2 separate regions of the Homo sapiens genome follow, and region 2 is linked to region 1. A link is a loop called in an ENCODE intact Hi-C map of the cell type or tissue named here. Cell type or tissue: Calu3. All regions are shown on one strand. Links, peaks and the distances in the headings refer to the core of each region. The heading gives the core; the rest is flanking DNA.

What was found. A loop is a pair of places that touch in the nucleus more often than their neighbours do. Peaks named below come from ENCODE experiments on the same cell type or tissue, not always from the same donor. Only the 100,000 strongest peaks of a DNase experiment are listed, where the experiment ranks them.
Region 2: it touches region 1 in a loop (2.3-fold over the local background); 4 of 110 quality-filtered maps call a loop at or near these places.

Annotation. Positions count from the first base shown.
Region 1 is chr2:191,212,412-191,224,289 of GRCh38, forward strand. No RefSeq gene overlaps it. Among named protein-coding and RNA genes, the nearest start is that of MYO1B, 27 kb to the right of the region's middle. RefSeq lists an enhancer at 8,374-8,543. In Calu3, for the core only: a CTCF peak has its summit at 6,104 (motif pointing right); DNase peaks (open chromatin) are centred at 6,090 and 7,270.
Region 2 is chr2:191,483,230-191,495,107 of GRCh38, forward strand. No RefSeq gene overlaps it. Among named protein-coding and RNA genes, the nearest start is that of NABP1, 190 kb to the right of the region's middle. In Calu3, for the core only: no CTCF peak of the experiment used is centred there; DNase peaks (open chromatin) are centred at 3,892 and 5,112.

The sequences.
Region 1 (11,878 bases), core at 2,145-10,144:
CATGGTCCAGAGTGTGTCTCCATATAGAAAGCCAGAATGATCATAGGACCACTTTATTTGATTTCTTTTCCTCAGGGATCACTTACATGTGCTGCTTATTTTCCAATATCTGAAGGTATTGTTTTTCTACATCATGTTCAGTTTTCTAGTTGCTCACAGTCAGAGTGCAAGTTCAGTACCAGTTACTATGACACTTTTGCCAGAAGCAGAAATTTCATTACATTATTAAAAATAACTATCCAACTAAAAGCAAATAATAAATAAGAGTTTCCATACATTAACCAAAGAAGAGTTTGTCATGAAGCATGAATTATCATTAATCCAATCCCACACCCCTGAAGTCCTTTTCAAAATAAGTTTTTTAAAAAGCAATTTCACATTTGTGTTTCCTAGTATTGCACACAATGCTGAAAGCCCACATCTTTAGCAATATATAATTTTTGCTACAACACACAATTGTGGGGCTGGTATACAACCTTTATTTTTCTCTGTCATGGCCTAATTCCCCTAAGTATTATAAAGAGGTATTATATAGAATAAGAGTATTTGTTATTTGGGACAGACTCAACGATTTCTGGACTAACTCTTCCAGAAGGATAAGGGTGTACTATGAACTAAGTTTTCAGAATTTACTCCATGCTCACACTATTCTTTCTCCCTTGCACATCTCATGTCATTCTACTTCTGTTAAAGTTCCATCCCTTCTTCAATATTCAGATAATATGTCACCTCCTTTATCTATCCTTTTCTTGTCAATATATTTAAATCAAGACTTAGCTTTTTCTCCTGTGTTTCCAAATCTCTTTGTTTGTGCTTCACATGGGATATTTATCACATTCTAATTTGTTTTGTAATTATTTATGTACATGTCAAGTTTTCTCCCCAGTAGGTTGTGAGTTTATGAAAGGCAAGGACTAAATCTTAATTTTTAGGCTGTTCCAGCACTTGTACTGTGCCTGTCAACAGTGCTCAGTAAGTCATTATTGAATAAATGATGGAGGAAAATAAAAGGGCCTACAAGACAATCTTCCCTTAATCCACTGCTTTTTCCTAATCCATTGAGTCTAGTAATGCAGGCATCACTGTTCTCTGAATGTGTGCTTCAAAGGTCAATGCTCCTGATGTGGCTGAAGCTCATGCCAACTTCTCTTACTCTGCATTGCTGTGGAGAGTGACTATTCACTGCATTGGTGGTAAGCCTTCATATTTTTTTCTCCCTTTCTTCTGTTATATTTCTCTGCTAGTCCCCTACCCCATTTCCAGTATCCCTCAATCACTAAGGGTCTGAAAGTTTCTATAAGCTAAGGTTATAGATGGCAGTTTCCAGTAGTTTCTGTATGCATACCTACCCATGGAGAGTGGGAGTGTGTGCGTTTCAATGATATTTTTTCAGTCCCTCTTTGGTGCAGCTTCTAGCATTGAGCATGCTGGGCTCAGTGGCATTTTGTTTCTTTAATCTTTCTTCTCTTTAATGTGCTTGTTTACTTGTCTTTGACCACACTCTGATTATTCTTTGGAAGGCTAAGTGAGCTGAGGGTCATGAGTGCAACTCAAGCAGAGGAGGGCTTATTAATGCACTTTAGGCTATTAATTGAAATCAGTTCCTCAGCTGTTTATGGAGAAACACCTTCCCAATATCATGTTCTGTCCTACATACTGGACATGCCAAGTTGAGTAAGCATCGGTTTTAAGGAATTTATTGTTTAAATGGAGAGATTGATAAGCAAACAGAAAGTGAACATATGGTGCCAGAGTACAATAACAAAGGGTGGGTAACAAAGAGGATGCCCTGGAAATGTAAAGCGGAAATAACTCTGCCTGAGGGAAGTAAGTATGGCGTGTCAGTATCTTGGAGAAGGTTATGTCTAAGCTGGGTCTTCTAGTATTAGTAGGAGTCCATTCAACAGAGAAGTATAGATAGTTCAGTAAGAAGATATAGAATGTGCAAAGGCACAGAGGCATGAAAGATTATGATTTGTGTGGTATGTTTGGGAGGATGGCAGTGAGAGGAAATTGTTGGGAAAGTGAACCTGAACCAGACTTTGCACTTTTTATGGTCTAAGAAATATGCATTTGTTCCCATAAGCCAACCTTTCCTAATTTTTGGTCATATAATTTCCACTTTCACATATTTGTACAATATCTGTACCAATGTTTACTTAACACTTTAAAAAATCAACTTTAACTCACTTCACTTAAAATAGTTTATCAGGCAATATTGGATTATTTTTAAAAGGATGGATATCACATATATGAATCAGAATAGTAGAACGAATACTTGCAAACTCATTATTCAGTATAAGAAGTAGAACGTTATTATCCAACTTAAGAATGAAAACATTTCATTGCTTTATTTGTATGATTCTTCCCTGTGTCATCTCCTTGTCTCCCCTAAAAGGTTAGTACAATCCTATACTTTGTATTCATTGTTCCCTTGCTTTTTGAAGAATTGTCTTATTTCATATGAATATATCCACTAACAGCATATTGTTTAGCTTAGTTTGGTTTTGAATTTTAGATTTTGATTTGTGGCAGCCTTGTGGAAAAAAAGATGGGTACAGGAGCAAGCCTGGAGGAAGGGACACCTTGCAGATGATTGTCAGAATTAGAATCTAGAAAAGACTATGTTTTGAAGCATTTAGATTAAGGAGGGGAGAGCGATTAAGCAGGGAAAGTGAAGAATGGCTATGATCTATTTCAAAGGCAGAATTGCTGAAATCAAGGAATTATTTTAAAGTAATATATTTTATTTAGTAAGAGCTCCTTTAGAAACTGCCCTTTATAATGTTTCTTATGGCAGAAATATGAAAGTGTTTGTTTAGTTTATTGACACAAATAGTTTGTATTTTGACCTTTGTTGTGCTAGTGGTTCCCTGTGTTTTCCAGGGAACAAAGAAAAGCAACTCATAGGTCTTCATCCTAGAAGATCTGCACGGTGACTTTTAAAGACTAGTAGGTAAAAGCCATCTTGTGTACTTTTGAAGAGTATTCAAGGTGTGGTATTTTATGATCCAACTAGGCAGCTGAACCAATATGCAGATCTTGGTTTTTTAACTATAAAACAAGTCTTTCTCCCTAGGCCATGTCTTGAATTTGTTTTTTAAGCTCACCACACCCAGCTTTTCCCCATATTTAGTTTTAAACAAAAATCTCACCATATTTCTGTAATTAATCTGTACAATATTGCTACTGTTTTCAGAGTAACTTTGGAAAGCCCCAACACTTTGGGCAATATCTGCAAAATGCAGTTAATTTAATGCTATCTACATTAAGGGAGATTTTAAACTTTAAAACAAGAGACTGAATTAGCCAGTTTTATTGAGACTAGAGCAATTAACTTGTAATTTATGGTTGGCTCAAAAAGGTCACTCACTAGAAGTGGGTGTCTGGGTACTCCCCAAGTCCTCAAGCTGACCTGGATTGGGCAATTTGAGCAAAGCAGAATGGTTTGGAAGAAGCATTCTCCAGCCAAGAGGACACTCATGTTATTGCCAATTAGACTTGGAAACTGGTTCAACTTGCTGGGTCAAAAACAGCTAGACAGCAGGAGTTTAAAAAATACAAAATGATCACTTGTGAAAATGCAGGTGGAATACAATAAATGTCAGGTTAATTTAAGCCATCTTTGGAGAGTCAATACTCTTCTCACTTCCCAAAATCATTATTTAATTGAGCAATTTCTTTAGTTCAAACCAGACTGGTTGTTGAACAAACTGTCTTACAGACTAGGAAACCCAGTCGCTAGGAGATAAAATGTCTAGGATAAATTAGCATCATTCAGCAGTAGTGGGATTCAAACAGGCCCCAGTGGTTCTGCATATCATCACTTGGCTGTAGGCCTCTTAGACTATTTAATTCCATTAAACTAACATTTATTTAGTGCCTATTATGTAAAAGTTCTGTACTCAGCACCCTGATAATGCCACAATGCTTTCCTAAGGGACTGGGCAATTTGGGGAAATGTCAAACAGTTTATAACAGGGTCCTCTATCTATTCATCTCCCCCAAAGCTGAACTGATTGGAAAAAGGAGGGAGGGTGTGGGTCACTGTGATCAGAGAACTTGATGGTTGTGACTCCGTTGTCCCATTCTCCCCCGTGGAAATTTTCAAAAACTTGGGGTGGGGAGCCTAGTGAAGAAAGGGATTTGGTGGTTTGAAGGATTTTAAAAAATGAGATCTTAGCATCTATTATTTGATCCTAGATCTATGACCTAATCCTAACAAGACATAATGCATTCGGGATTTAGTGGCCACTTTTATGGGTTGGCACATATTTCTTCTGCATCCCTATTCACCCAGCCATTAATTTTATTTTAATATATACTTGTACTCTGGCATTTTCTCCTCTGAATATTTTATTTGTATTTTAAAATTTTTTAACCTCCCGATGATTGATGGGGAGGAGGGGAAGGACAAGACACGAAGCAGACAGATAAGCTGACAAAAATGACAAAAAAACCATTTTAATGTTTAAATCAGAACAGAAAGCTGTTTATGAGTTGTGATCTATTGTTTGGTACTGAAAAGTAACAGAGGCATAATTAAATCTTTTACCCAATGCTTTATCCAGAGAGATCTTTTCAGAAATTTGGGCAGTATTTATCTTATAAAAGCAACCCTGTTTTTTTTTTTTTATGGAAGTCATTTATATGACTTCTATGATTTATATGACTGGTCATTTATATGATTGTTTAGCTTAGTTTGGTTTTGAATTTTATTATAACCATGATATCTGGACCTAAGGTCCCAAATTGAACCTCTCAATATCCATGGCATTGCAAGCATGACTATGCATGCAGTGGGGAAAATAATATAATGTATTTGCATAGGTTTTTTTTTCCTTTTTAAAGCCCTTTCACATCTACTAGTACATGAAATTGTGCCACTTACTAAAATTCATTGTTAATTTCATTTTTCTAATGAATATTTGGCCACCATCCTGTAGACCAGGTTATAGATGCTTCACCTATTACCTGAGGGTTTTGTTTGTGTATTTGTTGAGCTAACTTTTTAACTAAAAATTTTAAGGTCAAAAAGTACATTTGGTGGTCTTTTTATTGGGAGCCCAGACTGTGAGAAACTCTTCTAGAGTCCTCTCTTAAAATCCAGATACTCTTTTGAAGGATTATGTAACTAAGTAATAGCTTAAAAGGTAATAGTTAATATCTTGGCATGTATTAGTTGGCAGTTGTTGAAAAGGAGAGGAATTTTAGGTGGTAAAGTAAATTACCTGGAAAGGGAGGATGCCTCTGGAGGAGGGGGAGCATTAACCACGACTACTAGGAACAAACTCCACCTCTCCAACTACAACTGTGACCTCATCTCTCACTAACCTTCCCCATAAAACTGCTTAGTCACCTCTGGTGGCAAATAAAATCTGTCTCTAGACTCTAAGTTATTTGGGGGGATGAACCCTTGTCCCTCACCATTGCTTTCCAGCCTGTCTTAGCATACAGTAGAGAATCAGGAAATATATGTAGAATAAATGAAAACTTTAATCCATAATTTGATGCCTAGTTGTAATATTTAAGCTTCTCTCTTGTGCTATCTTTGTTTTCAAAAGGAATAATGCTGGAGCATCCCAGAAATCGAAATGTTTATCTTTGTCTTAACCTCTAGAAAGGAATCCCATTTTTCTGTGGGATAATAAAAATAATAGACAACACTTACTGAATGCTTATTGTGTCCTGGGCACTGTCCCATCATTTTATACAGTCCCTCACTACCAGCCCATTTTACAAATAAAGAAAACATGGCAGATAATTTAAGTCTACTTGCTTATAAGTTTCCTCTCTTAGTGTTAAAAAAGACAAAGGTGCTGAATGGCGATGACAAAAAAAGTCCCTTCTATTTGTTTTTAATTAAACTTCATTGTAGACTCAACAAAAATTAAATGCAAACAGAAAGAGAAAAAAAGAGGAATTCATCCCTCAGAAGCCCATCACAGTGCCTAAGTTTATCAATGCATAACAGTCTATTTAGTTCATTCCTACGTGGATGTTTATGTTGGAGCTACATTCACAGTTAAATACGTCGTATTGTGGAGGAGTTAAGATAGCGCAAAACTATGTCCACCAGGTGGCACTCATCCCTCTAGATGAGGGGCAGAAGTTGAGGGGGAAACACTTCTGATTGTGTTGTCAGCACCCTTGGCAAAAAGATTCAAGTACTGACCTTTAGTTTCCTGGGCCTACAGCTTTTTATCCAGGGTGAGTTGAGGAGCTGTCAGACACCCACAAGTGCATCCTGCCTATTTTGCTATAAAGGAGAGGAAGTTCTCAGCTGCATAGCAGTACGGTGTAGTTGATGGATGTAGGGTTCTGTTTCAAATCCAAATTCAAATACAGGTTTCTTCAAATCCTAGGCCTACCAGTCACTAGTTGTATGACTTGGGCAAGTTACTTAACCTTTCTGTGCTCCAAGATCCTCATGTGTGAAATGGGGACAATCACTATACCTACTTCATTTTCAATTGCCTGGTTTAACAGTCCTCTCTGCTCACAGAGGGCCCAGATAAATGTTCTATGAAATGGAATTAATTATGTGACCCTTTAGTAGCTGGGCATTAAAATGCAATTAAAATTTTACTTGGCTCAGAATATATGATCAAAGAGATGAACTTGAGTTTCAGGCTTTTTTGTTGTTATTGTTTTTTTATTTTCTAGAGATGGGGGTCTCACTCTGTTACCTGGGCTAGACTGCAGTGGCACAATCATAGCTCACTGTAGCCTTGAACTCCTGGGCTCAAGTGATCCTCCCACCTCAGCCTCCCAAGTAGCCAGAACTATAAGCATGAACCACCACACATGGCTAATTTTTATTTTTTGTAGAGATGGGGTCTTGCTATGTTGCCCAGGCTGGTCTTGAACTCCTGGCCTCAAGTGATCTTCCCACCTCAGCCTCCCAAATTGCTGGGATTATAGGCATGAACCACTGCACCCTACCAAGTTTCAGTTTTAAATGGTAAAGTAAAGCTATGACTATTTACTAGATGTAGATTACTCATAAGAGCAAGAAATATTGATTTAGCCTCTCCAGTGAGCCAGTTTAGTCACTTCTCTAGGTGCTTTTGCTGCAAAGATGAGCAAGACAGGTCCTATCCCCACTCCCATTAAGCATATAATGTAGCAGGGAAGATAAATAAATAATGACATAAAAGTAAACAATTACAAATGTACAAAGGAATGTAAAGTAGATGGACCTAACCTAGTATGGGGGGTTAGGGAAGGCTTCCAAGAGGAAGTGGTTGTAGAGAATCAGGTAATGAAGCAAAAAGAAAGTGGGTAAGCATTCCAGGCAAAAGAACTGGCATTTGCACAGGTCTTAAAGTGGAAAAAAGCCTGCTAAAATCAAATACCTGAGAAAAGTCCAGTGTACCTGAAGGGGAGAAAAAGTGGGACAGAGAGGCTGGCAGATGGAGAGGTTACTTACTGGGCAGGAGGAAGTATTAAAGGGTTTTAAATGGAAAAGTGACATCAGATGCTGTTACTCTAAGAACTGCACTTTTCAAGAGGTCATTATGCAACTTGGGAGGCTGCGGTGGGAGTATAGCTTGAGGCCAGGAGTTCAAGACCAGCCTGGGCAACATGATGAGAACCTATCTCCACAATTTTTTTTTAAATTAGCTGGGTGTGGTGCCACATGCCTGTAGTCCCAGCTATTTGGGGTGGGGGGCTGAAGTGAGAGGATCGTTTGAGCCCAGATGTTTGAGGCTGCAATGAGTTATCGTCATGCCACTGCATTTCAGCCTGGGTGACAGAATGAGACCCTGTCTCTAAAAACATTAAAAGAAAAGATCATTATGACTGAAATGAGGAGATAAAGAGGCTAGTTTGGTGAGGTAAGACTGTATTGAGAGCGTCCAAGGCAAAACCTTTTGTATTATTTCAGCCTGATTATGATGGTAGCCTGAACCAGTGTGGCAGGAAGTAAATGGCTTTGAGAGACTCTTAAGGCATGTGGACTTGACAAGATTTGTTGATTAGATGTGTGGAAGGGAGGAATCTAGGTATCTGACTTAAACAAGAGTGTTGATGGTATTACCATTTCCCAAGACCCAGAGAACATTGGAGAAATAGCAGTTTTGGAAATTTAAGTTAATGTGCTCATTTCAGGATAGGATGAGTTTGAAGCCAAAGACATATTCAAGAGAAACTGTTAAGAAAGTACTTCTATGTATGGAGCTCGAAAGGAGACTGGGGTTGTTTCAGTAGATTTAGGAGTTGTCACCATAGCTATAAATTGAAGCATGATGAGACCTTCTAGGGAGAAAGTGAAGAGTGAGAAAAGAAGATGTCCTGGGTCACAACTCTAGGGAACCTCACCATTTTCTACATTAGTAGAGATGAGGGATCAATACTCAGTAATGAAAACAGAAAGAATAGTCAGAGGTGCAAGAGCAAAATCAGAAGGCTCAGTGCCCTCCCCCAAAAATAATAAAGAAAGAGGAAGTGGTCAATGGTATTGAAAGCTCCTGAAAAGTCAAAGATGATGAGAACTAAAACATATTCTTGGTCTTGGGGACAAGGAGGCCATTGGTGACCTTAGCAAGATCAGTTTCTACGGAACACTAAAGGCAGAAGCCAGATTGCAATGAGTTGAAAGGCTAAATGTAACGTGAGAAAATGATGATGATAAATGCTGAATATAGTTGGATTCATTCACTGACACATTTTTATTGTGTGTCTGCTCTGTGCCAGATGCTCTGCTACATACTGGATTTGATATGGTTAGGCTTTGTGTCCCCACCCAAATCTCATCTTAAATTGCAATCCCCAGGTGTTGAGGGAGAGACCTGGAGGGAGGTGATTGGATTGTGGGAGTGGTTTCCCCCATGCTGTTCTCGTGATAGTGAGGGAGTTCTCATGAGACCTGATGGTTTTATAAATGGCAATTTCCCCTGGGCTTTTCACTCCTCTCTCTCCTGCTGCCTTGTGAAGAAGGTGCCTGCTTCCCCTTCCGCCATGACTGTAGGTTTCCTGAGGCTTCCCCAGCCAGGTGGAACTGTGAGTCAATTAAACTTCTTTCCTTTATGAATTACCCAGTCTCGGGTAGTATCTTTTTAGCAATGTGAAAATGGATAATACAGAGTTCTTCTGGGTGGATGTCATAGAAACAATACTGGGACAAGGTAATTTCGGATATTAATGAGAGTGGTTTAAGTGATGGCCACAGGATCTTAGCTAGATAGAGAGAAAAGTGAAGGGATCAGGGACTGACGAGTATTAGACAATAGAGTGAGGAAGCTACTGGAGGTGTCAATAAACTTAAAGAACCAGAACTCCTGGAGTAATTGCTACAACCATGGAATAGGAGGTTGTGTCCAGAGACTAAGATTTCTGAGTTCTTGATGTGAAATGTTGATGTGGCTCTAAGAATGGGTGGCTGAAATGAAGGAGAAATGATGACGCGGCAACCAGTTATCTCTTAAAATGCAAGTCTGGATATGTCATGCTTACATATAAAACTTTCCAGTTGCTCTGTGGAAAAAGATTTTTTAAATCCTTAACATGGTCTATAACGCCTGCTCATTCCTTCTGGCCTCGCCTCATGATGCTTCTTTCCAGTCACTGGTCTTTTCAAGGGCTGTTTTCTTGGCCTAAAATACTAACGCCCTCACCTAGCACAAAAGCTTTATCAAGTTAACCCCTACTCAACCTTCAGTCTTTAGGTATCAGCTTAATGTCACTGCCTCAAAAAGAGCCTCCTTTTCCCTCAGAGTGGCTCCATGAACTTTTCCTTCACAGCAATCATTATAAGTTATTTGTGTTTGCGTGATTTTTAAAAAAATATTTTTGTGTTTCTCCCACAAATGTATAAGCCCCAGAAGAGTAGCAGTTATGTAGGTTTTGCTATTTGTTATTTTCCAACAACTAGCACTGTACCTAGCACATAGTAGGTGCCTAATAAATAATTGTTAAATGAATGGACAAATAAAGGGGTTAAGCAATTTGCCCAAAGTCATTAATTGAACCTACTAAAAGTAACATTAATATTTATATTAATATTTATAAAATATATTCATTAAACTTTATGCTTCTGTGACATTTTTCATGTATGTCATAATGGGTGAAGGACACGAACAGATACAACAGGTAGTGAAGAAGACAAAAATTTAAAGAGATGGTGATAGAAAACAGGAAGGAACACATCTTGGAGGTTTGGAGGTTTGCTACGCCCTGAAGTCTCCCCTGGGGTTTCTGCCACGGAATGAGTGTTGTGCCAGAGCCAGATGGCCTCTTCCACAATTACAAGAGGCCTTATTCTATTCCGGTCTCTCCTTCTGCCTGACCATTGTGGAAACTCTAACCACATGCAAGCCTGTACACAAGCAGTGAGTGCAGAGCAACCCCTGCACTTTCTGAGTATTGGCTGCCAGACTAAGTGAAGAGAAGGTCAGTTTCTCAGCAGGCCCGAGCCTGTCTCAAGTCTAGACCTGCCCATCTCTTCTGTGAGTATATTGAACATTCATTGGTATCAAGATGGCTTAACCTACTAGCTGAGGATTTTGTGTGTATTTTCTTGTAACCCTATGGCCTTTCTTCCATTTTGCAGCTAGACGATGGGCCATCCACTGGCTCAGAGAAAAAAAAGAAGTGTTTCTCTGACTTGAGTTCAAATATATAAAGCCTACAGGGAACAAGGCATTCTCAGGAGAAGTTAGTAGATTTGAGAGGATACGCAATGACGCAGGAACAAGATTTCCCACTGCAAAGGATCATTTGATGGGTCAAGAGTAGTAAGTGTCCCTGACTATCAGAGGGGAAATAAAAACCATGAGCTGCTGGTTTGTTTTGGCTGGGAGACAACAGTAATCTCAGGAGGGAAGTAGAGATTGCTGCCCCTAGTTGCACAGAGAGCTTGAAGAGGCTTCAAGATGTCAGAATAGAAATGGCTATGGGGTGTGGCTATGGAGTTTGTCTAGATGCATGGGCCTGAGGCTGCCTCACAGAGTGCCCCCAGCCCAACTTGATGTGCATCTAGGGAATGATTCCTGTATGCTCATGAAGAACACAGAATTGCTGAAGGCCCTTGGATAGCCCCTCAAACCCCACCCCAGGCCCAGTGACATGCTGGGGCCTCAGGAAGAACTTTGTCAGCAAGGACAGTCACTGGACCAGAAGGAGCCCTTTGGATGGGTGCAAGGCCCATCCAAGCAGCAGTCTGAGTAGTTCAATCCCTGCAGGCCAATGGGACAACAGATCTCAGTAGATGCCAACTTGGATACCTGTCTATTTTTCCTAGCATTTGATCCCCTCAAACTTAGGCCTGACACCATGGAAAAAGAGAGAGGGAGGTCTTTAAATTGCCTAGGATTACATTTCTGCCACTCAGATGAATCTAAACCTGATATGAATTGTAGACATTCACTATTTTCTGTATTAAAGAAATGCACCTTTTTAAAATTAGAAATGGACTCATATTTCTTGCCCACTTGAGTCTGTGGACAGAGATTAACATTCTACACACATATTGCTAGTTATTTTTTCCTGCATTCATGTCTGGTCTCCAGAGCTAGACTGCAAGATATTCAAGGCTCCAGAGTAGCCCTCTTTTCTTTCTACTAAGCACTTTGTACATAACAAGACACATTTTGAGAGAAATCCTATGGAATAGGATGTGAATAATTGTTTTGTTTATACATTATTAACTAGAACATCAGTTCAAGGGTTTCTCAGCTCTGATTTCATTTATAAGTTGTACAGTTTTCCCCAAGTATTCATTTTTCACATTAAGAAATAAATATTGTCAAGCACCACCACAGGCAAGGTCTTACTTCTACCTCTTCCTGGGGATGTAGTCCTTGTCCTCAGGGAACTTGTTATTGGAGATGTAGACAAGTTGTAGCTGATTGCATTGAACATGCATTGAGTTTAG
Region 2 (11,878 bases), core at 1,960-9,959, 270 kb after region 1:
CAGGGAGGTTTGCTTGAAACATGACTAAGAGGAGTAACACAGAACCAGGCACATCTGCAATTGAGAATTCTACCCCCTTACACATGCACAGTAGTGGAGTGACCTAAGCTAAGAGTCTACATATGCACTAAAAGGACAGGGAGGAGCTTTCAGGAATTTGCGCCTGATGTAAATGAAACACTAGTCCTAACTGGTTTTTTGCACCTTATGTAAATGAAATATCTTGCCCTACAATCCTGTTTATAAAAGCCCTTGTATTTGACTGTAGAACAGTAATCCTCGTTTTGGTCCCCTCTTCGCTGCGGAGAGTTTTCTCCTTTTGCCTTGTTAAACTTTAGCTCCAACCTCACCCTTGCGTCCTCACTCCTTAATTTTCTTGGTCATGAGACAAAGAACTCTGGGTCCTACTTCAAACAACAAAACTGAAACATTGTGGGGCATTGGCAGAGCTACTACAAAATGTCATAGAATCTCTATGTTCTTGAAATTAAATTTTAGTAGGTTTTCCTAAATATTTCTTCATTTGCTATAGCTTATAGGACAACTTCCAGAGATTTTAAATGTTGTCGTTTTTAAATAGTTTCCTCCAATTTTGCTTGTTTCTTTGGGGAGTGAGTCTATGGCACTCCTCATGCTGCCATACTGAAGTCATGGGCCACATTCACATTGTAGGCATAGTAGATTTGTATGTTGATAATTGTAAATGCTTTATGGTAGATGGCCTTGAGATGGCTTATTCTAACAAACACTGTATGTTCCAATAATTTTCCATCAAATGGAAGTCAAGTATCTTGAGGAAAGCTGTGTCTTTTTCTAATTTGCACAAAACCTCCCTTGGGTCAAGTCTTGGCCCTGGTGGTGAAGGTTAGGGGGATGGGAATGTAACACTGGTTAGAGGTGGCGGTAGGCATGGCCATAAGTCAGTGGTAGGGCTGCTATGTTTGGTTGTGCAGTTGTGAAACTATAGGGTCATCATAGATTTATATTTATTATTACAATTATGCTGAATGTCTCCTGTTTACTCCTCCTGATCCACTTCTACACTTCTCTACCCTTCTTTGTTTCTCAAGAACTTGCCCTGTATGAACTGTCTCCATGGGCTATCTTGCTCTCTGACTTCTGGTTGGATTCAGAGAAGATGAGAGGGCAAAAGAAATTTGAGGTGGGAGTATTTCTCCCCCTAATTCTCTCTTTGCTGGGTCACCATGGTTTGGCCACATGCCTCTACTTAATGTCATAGTTCTCGTCAAACAGCCCTTTTCTTACAGTTACCTTTCTCTGGATTGTGGTGACTGTGCCCTGCCCTTGAATCTTCATGCCTAGTGGGTGATAATGGTTTCCAACTGTTACAAGTCCTGAGGTACTATACCCCCATTATTTCTTTCTCTAAATCCTGCCCATAGCTTTGTAAGTAGTTCTTTTATTAAACTGTCCTTAAATTACCCAACTTAACATCATCTGTTTCCTGATGAGACCCTGGCTGATAGCAACAACTCTGCTGCAGATGGCAGTCAAATATCTTGAGGACAAGATGCCTTTTTCTGCCTTGCACTTGAACTAGCCATCCTGGGAGTGGTGGAGGGAGGTTGTAGAATAGTGGTGGTGATGGTTGGGGATGGTAGAGCTAATAAAATGGTTTTGAATGCCAGAATAAGACTAAGATGTACAATAGGCAAGACAGAGTGATGCACATGTGGACAACACTCTTTGAGAAAGATTACTCTGGCAGCTTTGTGAAAAACAGACTGGGTTAAGGATGGCTTACGAAAAAAAGGCCAACTGGGAAACTGCTGCTGTATCCTTAGAACAAAGAGTAAGGGCCTAAACTAGCAAAGGAGCCCTGGGAGAGAAAGGAAGTATTGGAAAGACTCAGTACAAGGAAGAAGCATAACTTCCTGGCAGCTTATTTTGGGAATAGCAGGAAAGGCAAAGAACAAGAATAACACATTATGATAGTACATGTTGCCAAACTAGAGAGTGGAGGAAGATGATAGAAATACTAGTAATGAGGATAATTAATTGCAGCTTATATTTATCAAATGTTTCCTGAATTATGACATCAGAGTTCTAAGAGCTTCACAAATATTAACTCACTTAATCTTCCCTTTGATTTTGTGACGTAGATCTCAACATTTTACCAATGAGGAAACAGGCACAAAAAGCTCCAGTTACTTACCTAGAGTCACCTGTGATGTAAGTTAGTGAGTAATTGAGCTGAGGTTCACTCCCCAGAGCCTGAACCCTTCTGCTTCTCAAGATATAAAAGATATGGCTCAAGGGCCAGGGAACAGTTGTCCCCAGATCAACTTTCCAAATTTATCTTTACCCCAGGTGCCCACCACTATGATCATAATTAACTTCTTGCTATTTCCACACTTACTACATCCTTTTCCTTCTCTTACTGAAATAGCCTCAGCTTGCTTGCCCACCTCATAGTAATAATAATAGCCAGCATTTATTGAGCATTAATTATGGGCTGTCACAGTTTTATGTGCTTGATGTGTATGCACTAATTAATCTTCATGACAACATTATAAGATGGGTATTACTAGTAGTAATAGTAGTATTCTCATCCATTAGAAGGCAAGCTATAGGGAAAAGGAATATTTATCTGTTTTATTCACCATAATGCTGTGTGGTATATTGTAATGGTCAGCAAAGATTTTTCAAATGAATGAACTTTACAGATGTGGAAACTGAGGCACAGTTGGCCTAAAATGACACAATTAATAAAGAGTAGGGCCCTGCTTGGGCCAGACTCTGGCTTCATAGCCTGTGTAGTATCACTAACTCATACCAACTCAGCCCTTAACACCAGCACAAATGTCACCTCTCCTGGGAAATTGGAAGGAAAATGGATACTCTGAGAAAACCTTCCCACTCCTCTCCATTTCCCTTGGGATGTCTTGGATGAAGACATCTTTAATATCTTGCTGTGTCTTTAAATCCCATACAGCACCCTTGTGGTTTTCCTCACTTCTCTTTGGCCCTCACTCTCATTCTTTTTGGTGCTTCGATCCTCTCAGGCACTAATTTTGGATTCCCAGGATCATGCTCCCACCCTCAGCCTTGCCCTTTATCTCCCTTGGCCAAATTTTAGTAATAACGCTGTCCATGCAGCCACTTCCCTCCATTCCCCGGGGCCCATTGTGCTTGCTCTGCAGAAGATACCACTTGGGTTTCCATTTCTATCCAATCCCCAAAGCTCTTTTTATAGTCTGCAAATTGTGTTGCTTCTTCTCGGGCTTTGAAATTAGGGAGTGTAGGCTGACCTGGTTCTAGTACTTTGAAAGTAGGGCTGGCACCACCTCCTTGATTTATCATGTGGTAGCAACAGGGAGGGGACCATCAGTGAATACTTATTAGACATCTAGTAGTACAGCAAGGAGCTAAGGTGAGCATACCTGTGGGGGTGAAGGACTGCCCTTAGAGGTTTGCTGATATTGCAAAGCCTTGTTGCTTTGAACCCATACCTTAACATTTAGCAAAGGGAAAATGCCAAAAGGACAAGTAGCCTCAGCAGACTTCCCAGATAAAAGTAGATTGTATCAATGACTGTATTCTGTTCAGCACTGCATTCACTAGACTTAATGGACCATGAGGAGCTCTGGATCCAACAACTGATAATAATAGCTAAAATCAAAAATCTAGATGTTTCCAGTTGGAGAATTAGGAATTCATTTCTAGAGCCATGAGCTTATGAGGAAATACTATGTGATATTTCATAAATCACATATACTATTTTCTCTTTGGGAAGAAACCAGTTCCTAGGAAGCTAGGTATGGAAGGCAAATTGCCTTTCAAGGTCTCGTGTCAATTCCTGGCTTTAATGGGCTTGTGACTCATAACCACAGAGACTTCAGTCTAGGCCCACGCAGCAGCTTGGAGCTGGGAATGGAGGTTATTACTGCAGATGACTAAACAGCATCCAGCTGAGGTAGCAGAATCTGGTGCTGCTAATGAGAAAAGATGACTACTGCCTTTTCTTTTCCACATACCAGAGGTTTTCTCTGGTGGAGTTTCATTTTCTGCATGAAATGGCAGACTCGCCTCCCCAGACATAAAGTTGCCACAGATGTAGAATTATATAATGTTCAAACTAGAAAGTTCCCTAGAAATCATCTCCTCCATCTTCTCAACTTGTATATAGGGAAACTGAGGCAGAGAGACCAGGTAACACTTGATTTTACATAATTTCCTAATTAAGGCCTGGATTGTGTTTCTGAATCCAGCGTTTTTGCCATGGAAGCTACAAGAGTGTCTCCATGGGCCTTCTGGTAGTCTGAAGTAGCGTAATTGGAGAGGACAGAATATTATTTTGTGATTGACACTGTATTGACACTCCTTTTGAGGTTTGCCACATTCTGATAACCATAGCTACTGGGAAAGACAATGTCTTCATGCCATTTTGGATAAAAATAGGTGGTCAAAGACCAGTGAGCTGAGGAGCCTGTGGAGCTGTATAGAGCTTAGGCTTGACTGGTCATGTTGGTCAGAGGGGCTTCACACATATTTCATGTTTTCAGTCTGCCAAGTACTCTGTGTGGCAGATTGTGCTGTCAAAGTATCTAAGCTGGGGACTGTTTTCCAAAGTCCTTTTTCTTGCAGGAGTCAGGTTAGAGATGGCCAGAATGGAATTTGCATGAGATTTGAAAGGCAAAAGAGAGGCAGTGGCTGTTCCTTTCTGAAAATCTTTTCAGGGTCATATGTGGTGACAGACAGACAAAACTTGTCCAAACTCCCCTCTGTGTCCAGTTCTTCCAGACTGCTGGCCCTGCTGAACAATAGCAGCTCCAAGCCCACTAGATATTGGGCTGTACCACTAGATATTGTAGGCCAGTATCTAGTGGCAGGCTGGGAGCTGCTGATACAATGATTTGTAACCTCACCATGAATCCCTGCTTCACTGTCCTACTTTAGTCACGAATGTAACTAACTCCTCTTTGTGACTGGTTCATGACTCCCTCATTCTCCAACTCATCCTTACACACCTGTACTTGCTCAGCTCCTCTCACACGTGTGAAAAGTCTAATTCCTTTAAGAAGTCCTTTATCCTGCAGCACCTTAAGTGACCCTGCTCACCTAAGTGACCCCTGATGATTCATGCTGGATCTCCAGGAATGGCGAGCCCGGGGCAGTCCAATTCACTTGCCTCTCCCTGCATTTGGCAATTCACACGAAACCGATGTGGCAAAGGAGGAACCAGGAAGTGTTCTGTCTATGTGCAGGCAATATGTGTTGTCAGCACTTCCCTGGAAGATTCCTCAGTTGAACAAAGAATGTTTCCGACTCTGACAGCAAAGGGCAGTCAAGGGGGCTGGGGAAAACCTGAGAGCGGTGTATTCTAGCGGGCCTGCCCACCAGGACAATGCTTCCGTCATCCCAAAGCCTTTCCTAAGCCTTTGCAATGCCCCTCCACCTGAAGTCCTCTTCCACTCCTCATCTCCCACAAAAGAACTGAGCTGTACCATAAGATTTTTGGTACCTTTCTGTCTAATTGATCTGCATAGCTGAAGACTGGCTTCCTTAATATATTTTACAGTTCCTATTTCCAGTCCCTTCTGGGACCAGATAAGTTGTGAAAATCAATCTTGAAAGGACTATGATTAACTGAACTTTTTTAACCCCTATAAAATATATGATTTGTAGCTTCTCACATTATTATTTCCCACCCCGCCCCCCACCCCCACATCATTTAAAAACATGAACTGACAGTGGTAAAAAGTTAGAATATCATTTGAACGAACTTTCCAATGCCCAAGGCAAAAAAGCCCCCAGATTCGAGCTGAACTCTAAATGGTTGAGGAAGGATACAACTACATCTGACAGCTGGAACATCACTTTTTTTTTTTTTTAAATAAAAATTTCCCTCTTTTCTTCTTTTTGGGCAATGCAAATTTTCCTTTTAAATTGTGCATTGATTTTTATGTTTTTGAATAGCGAAGTCAGCAGTTCCCAAGAACCCTGATATGATATGCAGGCTGTTAAACAGATGTTACAGCAAGAAAAAATCTCTGGTCAAATAAAGTGTGGGAAATACTGGCTTTGTTCAAAAAAAGAGTTACAGAGTGGCGCCTTGTCTCAGGAGCTTTGCTAGGCACTGAACAAAATACAGCTAGTCCCAGTCCACATGAGGCTCACAGTCTACTAGAACACAGCTAAGCAAGCTTCCTTACTGCAAGATTCCTGAGAGTATCTAATATACTGATGTGAATTGTGAATACCAAGGGGAAACGCTGTGCCACATTTTCCAAACTGATTTATTTGCCAAGCTTCTTCTCTCTCTTTTCAAGCTTACAAGTAGGACAAGTTATTCTTAGGGTATCTGTTTATGAAAAGCTGACCTAAATCAAATAAAATCCTGAACCTAACTAATTTATAAGAAAGCATTTCTAAAGAGCAGCGTTAGAACTCTTGTCTGAGTTGAATCTTACATCATTTTAAAAAATGCAATAAAAGACGCCATTCATTTTACATAAAATGAGCTAAGAGCAGTGACATATTTGTTAGAAATCTATGCAATTAGCAATCTATGCAAAGACGGATTTTTATCTTCTTGTAACTAAGTGGGACAAATGCTTAATGTATCTGCTGTAGTGTTGACAATTCACAAAGCTGTAAAATAATGAGATAATTCTTGAATTAGGGCTGTGTTTATGCTTTTCTACATTCTAGCATGAAAGGTTGATTAATTACAACTTGATAGTATGCAGTACAGGAAAACATCTGAGTTTCTGGATTGTTTTTTGGGAATGATAATCCAAGTGTTTGCCTATGTCTATTCAAGGATTATCATCTCTGGTAGCTTTGAAAAAAAGGGGAGCTTGTCCCATTTCTACCCCAGGGTCAGTCCAAACCTGCCCACTTCTCTGGTGTCCCCTGCCTTTGCCTCTAACTCATACCCCCACTCACCTGAGTCCTGGGACCCCCGTAGATTCTGGTATCTTTCCTTAATAGCATGCAGCTATTATTACCATCCTCAGCAGAGTGGCAATACAGGAAACGCTGCCATGTTCAATTTCATTCAGATCCTTAGGCCAGGCATGATGGCTCAGGCCTGTAATCCCAGCACTTTGGGAGACGGAGGTGGGCAGATCACCTGAGGTCAGGAGTTGAAGACCAGCCTAACCAACATGGCAAAACCCCATCTCTACTAAAAATACAAAAACTTAGCCAGGCTTGGTGGTGGGCTCCTGTGGTCCCAGGTACTCAGGAGGCTGAGGCAGGAGAATTGCTTGAACCCAGGAGGCAGAGGTTGCAGTGAGCTGAGATCACACTATTGCACTCCCGCCTGGGCGACAAAGCGAGACTCTGTCTCAAAAAAAAAAAAAATCAGCCAGGTGTGGTGGCTCATGCCTGTAATCTCAGCACTTTGGGAGGCCAAGACAGGTGGATCGTGAGGTCAAGAGATCGAGACAATCCTGCCTAACATGGTGAAACCCCATCTCTACTAAAAATACAAAAAAATTAGCCAGGCGTGGTGGCGGGCGCCTGTAGTCCCAGCTACTTGGGAGGCTGAGGCAGGAGAATGGCGTGAAACCGGGAGATGGAGCTTGCAGTGAGCCTAGGTCGCACCACTGCATTCCAGCCTGGGTGACAGAGTGAGACTCCGTCTCAAAAAAAAAAAAAAAAAGAAAAAATTCATTCAGATCCTGTCAAATCTTGGATTTCCCACTATGCTCTCTGGGGTAAAAGACACTTTTTTTATTTTTTAATTTTTCTTAAGGATTAGGGTAACCAAGGATGGAAATGAAATTTAGTTATTACTCTCTTAAAATTTCTTAGTCATTTCTTCATGGAGAACATCTAATCTCCTCAAAGTCCTGGATTACCTGTGTCGTCATTGTCCTCTTCCTCCTCTTCTTTTTCTTCCTCTCTCTCTCTCTCTTCCTCTCTCTCTCTGTCCCTCTGCCACTCTTTCTTTTTAAAGTCAGGCATATTGGAGGATAATTTATATATGGTTAAAATTCACTTTTTAGTGTACAGCAGCTTTATGAATTTTGACAAAAGCTCCATTTGTATAACCATCACTGCAATCAAGACATAGAATATTTGTTACCGCTCCTGCTGCCCCCCTCAAATTCCCTTGTGCTCCTTTCTAGCAGCACTTATCTTATCCCCAGCCCTTACCTACCCCGATCTGTTTTCCATCCCTAATATTTGCCTTTTTGAGAATTTAATAAAAACATTATTTTTAACCCATAAAAAAGGAGTTAACAAGGAATCATGTATTACGTAGTTTTATTTCCTAAGCATAATGAATTTGAGACTCCTGTCATGTTGCACACATTGGTGATTTGTTCATTCTTATTGCTGAACAGTATTTTATTGTAGGACTATATCACAGTTGTTTTTTAAAAATCCATGTGCCAGTTGAAAGACATTTGAGCTGTTTTTTATTTTTGGTATTTATGAATAAAACCACTATAAACATATGTATACTAATTTTCATGTGAATGTAAGTCTTCATTTCTCTTGGATAAATAACTAGGAATGAAATTGCTGAAATATGAGGTAAGTGTATGTTTAACTTTATAAGAAACTGACAAATGATTTTTAAAGTGGTGGTACCACATTGCATTCCCACCAATCATGTATGAAATTTTCAGTTAATCCACATCCTCATCGGTATTTGACATTGCCCAGTTTTTGAAAAGCAATTCTGAAGAATATGTAGTGGGGGCTGGCCATGGTGTCTCACACTATAATCCCAGCATTTTGGGAGGCTGAGGCAGGAGGATTTCTTGAGGCCAGGAGTTTGAGACCAGCCTGGGAAACATAACAAGAACCTCTCTCTCTCTCTCTCTATATATATATATATATGTTATATATATATCATACACACATATATATGTATATACACACATACACACATATAAAACAAGAATACATAGTGATATCTCATTGAGGTTTTCATTTGCCTTTAAGTTGCCCTACCCTACTGACTAATAGTGTTGCAAATCTTTTCATGTGCTTATATGCCACCCATGTATCTTTGGTGAAGTGTTTGTTCAAATCTTTCACCCATTTTTAAAATAAATTGGGTGCTTTGTTTTCTTATTATTGAGTTTTGAAGATTCTTTGTAAATTCTAGGTATAAACATTTCATCGGACATGTATTTTAATTTTATAGCTATTTTTCCCATTCTGTGCCTTGTCTATTCATTTCCTTAATTGTGTCTTTCAAAGAGTAGAAGTTTTACATTTTGATTAGTTCTAATTAATCAATATTTTCTTTTATGGATTGTGCTTTTAGTGTGATATCTGAAGACGTTTTGCCTAACTCAAGGTCACAAAAATTTTCTTCTATAAATTTTATAGTTTTTGTTTTAACATTTAATTTAAATCTATTTTTGTGTGTGATGTGAGGTATGTGCCAATTCATACATTCCTGTATGAATGTCAGATTGTCCCACCACAATTTATTGAAAATATGATTCTTTCCCTATGAAATTACTATGGTCAATTACAATCAATTGACCATGTATATGTGGCTGTGTTTCTGGACTCTCTCTTCTGTTCTAGTGGTCTCTCCTTTTACTAATATAACATAGTTTAGATTAGTGTTGTTTCATAGGAAGTCTTAAAAATCAAGTAATGTAAGACCTTACAACTTTGTCCTTTTTCAAAATTGTGTTGGCTATTCTACCTTCTTGGCTTTTCTGTATACATTTTAGTATCAGCTTGTCTGTTTCTATAAAATATCCTGTTGTGATTTTGATTTTAGTTGAATCATTAGATTAATTTGTGGATAATTAGTAACAACGTTGAGTCTTTGAATCTCTGAGCACAGCATCTCTCTTCATTTACTTAAGTCTTCTTTGGTTACTTTCATCAATGCTTTTTAGTTTCCAGTATGCAAATATTCCATATATTTTATTAGATTTATGGCTAAGTATTTAATGTTTTTAATACTACTATGCATGGTACATTTAAAAAATTCAACTTCTAATTGTTTACTATTATTATATAGAAATAAATCTGATTTTTCTGTATTGACTTTGTATCCTAAAACTTTGTTACACTCATTCATTATTTTTTTCCAACTTCCATCCATGCTTGAATCCTTGAATTAGCATTCTGTTAGATCTATTCATTGATGGCCAGTTTTTTGTTTTGGTGACAGTGTCTGAATTTCTTTTCATAGTTATTTTAAATTTCCTGTCTGATAGTATGTGCCTGGTTTTGTTAATTATTTTATCTCATGGTTTGTTTTCTCTTGTAACTTTTTTTTTTAAATTTGGGATATGACATATAGAATGGGAAAGACTGAGTTAAATGGAATTTATGCCTAAAAATGAGCATGCCTCTTCAACTGGTAGGTCATTCACATGGGGAATTGAATCAATCTAAGAGTTTGAGCTGGGTTGGGTTTTATTGTTGCTGTGGTTACCTTAGGGTACCACCAACTTTAAATTCCTTTAGTATTATCTTGTGCTTAGGGTAGAGACTGAGTGGCTGGAGATAAAATGGGAGAGTTCGCCAATCCCCTCGTAGGATGTGTGATAGGGATGTGGCTCATCTGTTTGGCCACCATGCACTCAAACCCCTTATGGGAGGGGAGCATACAGACAGGCAGGTGCAGAAGCTGGGGTGAGTGCTTTTGGAGCTCCGGCCCCACAGTAGCATCTAGGAGTGGGTGCTTGTGGTTCCCAAAGCCCCAGTGGGTGTGTTACAATGCTCTTTTAGCTCTGCTATCTGCAGACAGCCTAAGTGTTAACTGGCTCAGTGCCTTCTTGGTACCCAGGTTCTTGTCCGGCGTACAGGATGAATCAGGTCACACAGGCAAATTGAAGGATGGTAAATGTGAGGGATTTTATTGCTGGATGGAGGTGGCTCACCACAGGATGGATGGGGAGCTGGAAAGGAGATGGAATGGGAAGATGATCTTCCGCTGGAGTTCAGTTGTCTTGCAGCTGATCTCCTCTCTGATCATCCCCATCTGAACTCCTCTCAACATTCAGGTGCTCCTTCTCTTCTCTTTTCTTCTCTTCTCTGCTGTGCTGCTCTTCCACTCTTCTGCGCTGCTCTTCCACTCTTCTGCTCATGGAACCTGGGGTTTAGGGTTTATATGGGTACAAGATAGGGGGACGTGGTTGGGTGTGAAAGCAGGAATGCCTGTTCCCATTTAGGGCCACAGGTTTCCAGGCTTGAGTGTGGGGCCTTTGCCAGGGAACCACCCTCTTCTACCCATTATTTCCCTGTCTCCTGTCTATGTTAGAGAGATTTTCTCAATGCTCTTTTTCTACCTTCAGCTTATATCTTCTTCATATATCTACACCTCAGAGTGGATCTCTCTTCATATCCTGTCTTTGCCACATCAGCAAATGGCTATGCTTACTACTCAATGCTTGTTAGCCTGATGGTGGAGGGGATCAGGGACTGGTCCTATATTGCCTTCATCCAACCTCAGTCTTAGGTAAAACCTGTTTTACTGGATCTTGGGAGTCAAAATTTTTTTCATGCTCCTGCCTCTTTACCACTGGCAGCCAAACTGCCTTGCATTTTTTAAAGGAATTATGAGGGGGAAAATTTCCTGCCACTTCCCCAGTGATAGAAGTCCTCTAACGGCCTGGGATCCGAATGCTATATTGAGGGTGTCTCTTCCCTTCTGCCACCCCAGTGGGTTTCATCTGCATCTTGGGATTGACCGGGCTACTCCTACTCACCTAGCAGCTTAAGGCTTTCTTTCCACAGAGGCGATGGCTCCAGACAGGGTTTGTGGATTTTCCCACTATGGCCGCCACTCCTCTCCTCTAGACATCCACCACAAAATGAGGTTTGCTAAGTCTCCCACCCTGCCCCCAACCTTTCTCTGAGTGCCTGGTGTGAGGTGGAGGTTTGTGGAGAGGAGACTGTGTGGGGCTACAGTCTTACC